Linked DNA regions of Homo sapiens: region 2 is linked to region 1. The links are chromatin contacts, found by Hi-C or POLR2A ChIA-PET in ENCODE. All regions are on one chromosome and are shown on one strand. Each heading gives the region's core, a stretch centred on a gene start or an enhancer-like site at or near the end of the contact. The rest is flanking DNA. Distances are from core to core; before and after follow the strand shown.

The links. A loop is a pair of places that touch in the nucleus more often than their neighbours do. ChIA-PET counts read pairs that join two places held with the same protein, here RNA polymerase II (POLR2A). Pooled maps may share reads with other maps.
Region 2: a loop to region 1 is called in a map of chondrocyte, with 3 times the contacts of the local background. The contact joins two enhancer-like sites. A Hi-C loop is called at or near these places in 2 of 168 maps with a recorded cell type or tissue (chondrocyte and heart left ventricle) and 10 of 50 pooled maps. POLR2A ChIA-PET finds 5 or more read pairs at or near these places in 1 of 52 experiments (common myeloid progenitor, CD34-positive).

What each region holds. Positions count from the first base shown.
Region 1 is chr10:2,924,409-2,927,374 of GRCh38, reverse strand. No RefSeq gene overlaps it. Among named protein-coding and RNA genes, the nearest start is that of PFKP-DT, 140 kb to the left of the region's middle. Within about 2 kb of position 1,519, at least 2 of the 41 ENCODE cell types and tissues checked have a DNase peak (open chromatin) inside an H3K27ac peak, as active enhancers do.
Region 2 is chr10:3,125,490-3,128,455 of GRCh38, reverse strand. All of the region lies in intron 16 of PFKP (phosphofructokinase, platelet), which reads right to left. Among named protein-coding and RNA genes, the nearest start is that of SNORD142, 7.1 kb to the left of the region's middle. Within about 2 kb of position 1,420, at least 8 of the 41 ENCODE cell types and tissues checked have a DNase peak (open chromatin) inside an H3K27ac peak, as active enhancers do.

The DNA.
Region 1 (2,966 bases), core at 270-2,769:
CAGACGGAGAGACAAGCAACAGATAGACAGATGGAGAGACAAACAACAGATAGACAACAGATAGACAGATAGATGACAGACCGATAGATACATAACGGACAGGGATAAATAGATAGATGGACAGACAGACAGACAGGAATTTATAGAAGAGGTTTATTAAGAGGAATTGGCTTATGCGATTGTGGAGGCTGGGAAGACCCACATGTTCCCTCCTGCACGCTGGAGACCTGGGAGAGCTGATGATGTCAGTCCCAGTCTGCATCTGAGGCCTGAGAACCAGGAACTCAGATGTCCCAGGGCAGGAGAGGATGTCTCAGCTGAAACAGAGGAAATCTGCCCTCCCTTCACTTTCTGGTCTATTCAAGCCCTCGGGGGACAGGTTGATGTTGCCCACATGGGTGAGGGTGGAGCCTTTTCACTCAGTCCACTGGTTCACATGCTCACCTCTTCCAGAAATGCCCTCACCGCCCTCCCAAGAAATCATCCTTTACCAGCTACCTGTATACCCCTTAGCCTGGTCAAGACAATACATAAAATAAACCATGGCACCTTCCCCATCTTTGCAACGACTCTTCTGAGGTCCTGTGGGCTTATGTACCACAAGCCAGGAGAGAATTTGTGCCCTAGGATGGACAGGCGGTGTCGAGTGGAGGCTCGATCCTGCAGCCTGCGGTACACCATGGCCCCCAGGTCCTGGGCACACATGTCCGAGGGAAGCTACTCTGCTTCCACCAAGCCTGCAAGCTCAGGGGTCTGCCAAGTTGCTCCTGCTGGCACCTGTTCTGATGGGCACAGGCGGGTTCCATCACAGCCTGTTTCATCCACCTAACTCTGCTCTCCTCTCCTTTCTAGCAGCCATCAAAGGACATGTTGCTTTCCCTTTACTTGCTCAAGAGCAATTTCATTCCACTTTTCTAGGTAATTGTGGCTGTTGTCCCGCGGTTGTATTTCTAAGGTGCAGCAACAACCCTGCTGGCTCCAAGGTGACTTTTCCACCGAGGATAAAACGAGGAAGCTGGTTGACACTTTGTTCCCTAAAATACAAGAAACAAAACGTCCATTTAATTGTCGTGGGCACTCTACTCTGGAGGACACCCTGATCAGAAACTTCGCGTGACTACAAATCTTAGGCTTTGCAGTACCCACAGGCTGTAAAATGAACAGGTTCGTTTCAGTGGCTCAGAGGCAGTCAATACCATGTGTAGGCCTGGGAGGCCTCCCTCAGCTGTCCCCTGCCTTTGTGACTCCATAGCTCCTTGAGACAGAAACATCGATGTATGCAGCATGAGGTTCTGCTCCAAACGAAGAACACGCACCCCCTTAGAGTTCAGCAGACACTTCAGTGCACAGCAAGGAAACTGAGGCTCAGAGAACCAGTGGCTCCCTCACCCAGGTCATCAGAGGCAGAGCCAGGGCAAGATCTCTGTCTCCTTGGCTCCCGTCTCACAGTTCTGGGCCAGTTGGGCCCTTGCAAACTGGGCTTCCTGCCAGCCACGGCACTTCCTGATGAACAGGATGCATTAGCTCAGAGAGCCTATTTATCTTGGTTTTGCCCAGAGCAAGCCCTCGCTATGGCTGTTTCTGAATCTTCTGGGAGTTCGGGTGGATTTGTGGTCAGGGCTGAGGAGCTCTCTTGTTGATCCTTCGTTGGAAGTGGGAACTCCTGCATTTCTGTCTCAGAGTTCGATTACATACCTTGTTGAGTCACGAGTTCCCATCTACAGATGAGGAACCTGAGTTCAGCACCTGAGATCTACCAGCAGCTAAGGGGCTAGAGGGTGCTGGAACCCAGGACTCGTCAGCTCTTCTTGAAAGCGCACTGAATTCACATGGACGTTTAGTAATTTTAAAGTTCTTTTCAACTGGAGTCTAGAGTGTTTGTGTCCTTTGCACTTAATACTTAGGGCTTTGAATGACTCATCTTCCAAAAGATCTTTCTTTCCCCGAAAGCCAAGAGGAGGGCCTGTGTGAATAAGGACCAATCATCTCGTTGGGCATGAATATTGCTACTGAAAACTAATGTTTTCATGCTAATACCATGGAAGAGAAGAACACCAGTTTGGAATTTGGGGAACTGGATTTTTACTTTAAGTATTATTAGAACCTCTCGCATAATTGTGGCCAGTCCTTATCCTCTCTGGACTGCAGCTTTCTGGTTATACATTGCTCTGTTAGGCTCTAGAGGTCCTCCCAGCGTAGAGCTCTGCAGTGTTTCTACAAAGTAGGATCAGGAGTTGGGAGGCCCAGTTTTACCTCTGTGTGGCCTTGTCGCTGAGCCTCAGAAACTTGGCAAGATAAGGATAATTTTTGACTTTTTTAGCTTTAAAAATACAAAAGTCATCAGAACAAAATATTCAAAAAGAAGACATCAGCCCATCGTTCTTAGGTACTTTGGGATCATCAGGACAGTGTCCCCAATGATCTCAGCTGACAGTCTCCACATGATTCTTTCTGCTTATAAAGTCTCCATGCTCCTAAATTGTATTTTCTCGAATGCCCAGCTCTATCAGAAGCTGCCATCTGGAAAGGAGAATGGCATCAATTAGTTTCTGATAGGAAATCTCAAGAATCTCCAAAATTGGTCTTCAATTTTCTGGAAGCACGAATAGGAACTGGGTCTCAGCTGTGAAACTGAGGTCAGATACCAAGGACACTTTAATCAGTGATGGTCAGAAACATGTGTCGCCCCAAACACGGGTGTGCCTGCTGCACACAGCACAGTCACTGTGGTGTGATAATGGCCATCACTGCAGCCACTCAGCACAATAACTGTGGTGTGATAATGGCCATCACTGCAGCCACTCGCTCACACATGCACGAGTATTAGGTGGAATAAATCCATCGCAACAACTGCTTATAATTGACGGCTGTGCTCTGACAGTTGGTACAAATACGACTACCGACCACTTTTGTTTCTTGCACGTGTTCAATGAGAAAACCCTTTAAACATAGACAGTGCAAATTAT
Region 2 (2,966 bases), core at 171-2,670, 200 kb before region 1:
GACACACAGAGGCACCTTCCTCAGCTCTGATCCAGAGGAAAATGTCATTTCCTCAGGAAAACACCACCTGGTTTCTAGGACCACAAAGTTCCCTCTGTCAGGGGCTCTCGGAGCCACCCCATGTCCTCTCTTCACAGAAATTATCCCGGTGTCTCTCCCTGCAGTTACCTTGTGGTTATTTGACTTGGGAGGATCTTCCTCACTAGGCTGCAAATTCCATGAGGACAGGAACTGTGGGCTGGGCTTACACCAGTGCACCATCAGCAGCACCCGGCCGAGCCCCCACAGCAGGCGCTCAAGAAATGCTTGTCTCTGAATGACATAAGCATGGTATTCCCCAGCCAGCCGTCCGTCCGTCCTGGTCAACGGCTGATCCTGCAGGATTCCCTAATGGGCCTCCATGGGACTCAGCCAAGAGTAAGAGCATGAAGTGGGGGTGTGGACTTGAGACTAGGAGCCACGTGAGAGTCTGTGCACCCAAGTTTAACACCCATTGGGAAATGTTCACTTGAGCACTTCGGATGAAATCTAAAAGTGCACTTTGATTAATAAATGCAGGCTTGATTAAATGATTCCAAACTGTATTTCCAGTTTCTTTGGCAGATTCTTTTCTTCCCAAAATAATTGGTTGATGTATTCAAAACTGAACACGGACTCTAGTTAGCGGGCCACTTTGCATTGTGTAGAAGCCGAGATGGGGAGAGAAACAGGCAATGGGAAGAATTCCCATCTTTGTGCTTAGGAGGACAGAGGACAGATCCCCGTCAAGGGTCCAAAGAGCCCACAACTGCCTTCTTGAAGGGCCAGTGCAGAATTCTGAGGGTTGCACTGTTCCACCTGTACCGGGTCTCTCTAAATGTGATCTAAGACTTAAGACGCTGTAAGGCTTTAAGACTTCTCCTTTGTCTTAGAGAATCCCAGGCACGGGTGGGGCCTCAGGACCCCCAGAGGCACAAAACCTCATGGGTTACTTTTCCAACTGAATCTCCCCCGCAGCCCACCCTGAGGTGGGGAATTACTGTCACTCATTCAAAGAATGACATCAACCGCTTAATGGCAAAAGAATTCTGCGGGCAAAGCAGCTCTCCCAAGAGGCTGATTTGTGCCCAGGCGTGTCTGAGTTCTGGTCCCGCCAGGCTGCCCCAGGGGGCTGTGGAACAGCGCAGCCCTGACACCTGAGCCACGCCCCCGACTGTGTGCTCGTCTCAGTGTAAACGCAGCGACAGCTGGTACGGAAGAGGCCGCCTTTGCTGGAGCTTAGATACAGCTTTCCTGAACTCTCTCCTCATTACCTAGATGGCATCTGAAGCCTGAATTAGCTTCTAAAAATAGCAAGTCACTCCGGCCGTGCCTCAGGCAATTAGTCAAAGCAGCACTGACAAGAAGGCGGCAGATCCCAAGCGCGGCCCTGCCTGCCTGCAGTGTGGCACGGAGGTGCCTCCCTGGCCTCCGAGTGGGTGGAAGGATGGCAGAGGGCTGTGTCCCAGGGCTGGCACGTGGACAGCAGCTGTGAGTGGCACTTGTCAGGCAAAGCCTGTGACCTCAGCCGTTCCCCCTGCACGATGGGATGTGCCCCCAGCAGACGCCACCCCCTGCAAGGACGCAGAGGCGATCCTGCTGCTGAGAAATTCCCCGAGGAGTCCCATGGGAGCGAGAGCCCCAGGCTACAGTTCAAACATCACCACACTTTGCTCCATGGGTGTTAAGAAATATAAATTGGTGGTGAAAGAAAAGGTGGCGTTTGCTACAGCATTAACGTAGAAAAAAGCCACTGACTTCTCTGTGAGAACCACCTTGCTCTGTGAATCTGCAGGGAGGCCAGTTTTCCCATGACTGGTATCCCTCACGGCAGCCGAGCCTCTGCTGAAGTCGGTGGCCAGACGGGACAGGGGGTGGGGGTCCTGTCCCTGCTACAGCATGGAACCCGCAGCAAAGCACAGCTGCTGGCCAGGGTAGGGCTGCGTCGCGTGTGGGGCGCGAGGGTGGAAGTGTGCATGGACATCTACAAGGTGCTAAAGGAGAGTGAAGCCAGCGATGGCCGGACCCTAATGGCATTCACCCAACAGGGGTCAAGTGCGGGGCCCAAGGAAGTCCTGGGAATGAGCCAGGGCCAGCCTCTGCAAGACCACCACAGCACTGGGGAACACAGGGAGAAGCCTAGGAGAGAGATGGCCAGGACACGCCCCTCAGCTCGAGTGGGAGGCTGAGGCTCGGACTCACAGGAAGCTGCAGCCGACCTCATGGCTCCTCTGCTCCCTTCCCTGCACTGTAACTCAGCTCTGAAGGAAGTACCCGGAATAGAACTGCTGTCTTCCGAGGTTCTGTGCTAAGCTGAACTAAGGAGTCTCCAGCAGGACTGGGAGTTTTCACTGCAAACTCCGGAGCTGGCTTGGACGTCAAGATGTAAGGTAAAGGCCAGTGGCTGCTGTCCCCGCACGCGATGCAGGCCTACCCCGGCCAGCAGTTCTGCTTTGCTGTGGGTCCCTCGCACCAGGTGGCCAAGTCACGGACGTGACCCCACATGTCACGGTGGCCACCGTCCTGTCTGCAGCTGAGTGAGGACCGTCTCTGCAGCAAAGGCCTGTGGAACTACCATAGGTCTTCATGTCCAGCTTATGACCATAGAGGTAGGTCAGAGTATCAGGGACCGGAGGGGCCACCATGTGGGTGTCAGCACCACACCCACGACTGGCAGAATCCACCCCTCCCAAGGCACATGTTGGTGAAACCGCCTGCCCAGGAGGGCGTGATTTCGGCTCTCTAAAGAGCCTCTTGTCTCACCAGGAAGGCTGTTTTCCAGGCAGCGGCCCCCAGTGGGTACGGCTCTGTCCTGGAGCTCGTACTTACCGGGCATTTACACCCCTTCCTGCAGGCTCCCACAGCTGGCCCTGCAGCCTCACTACTCAGCGTGGGCAGGAGAGGCAGCCTCCAGAGCAATGGTACCTGCGGCTCCCCTAGTCTAGGTG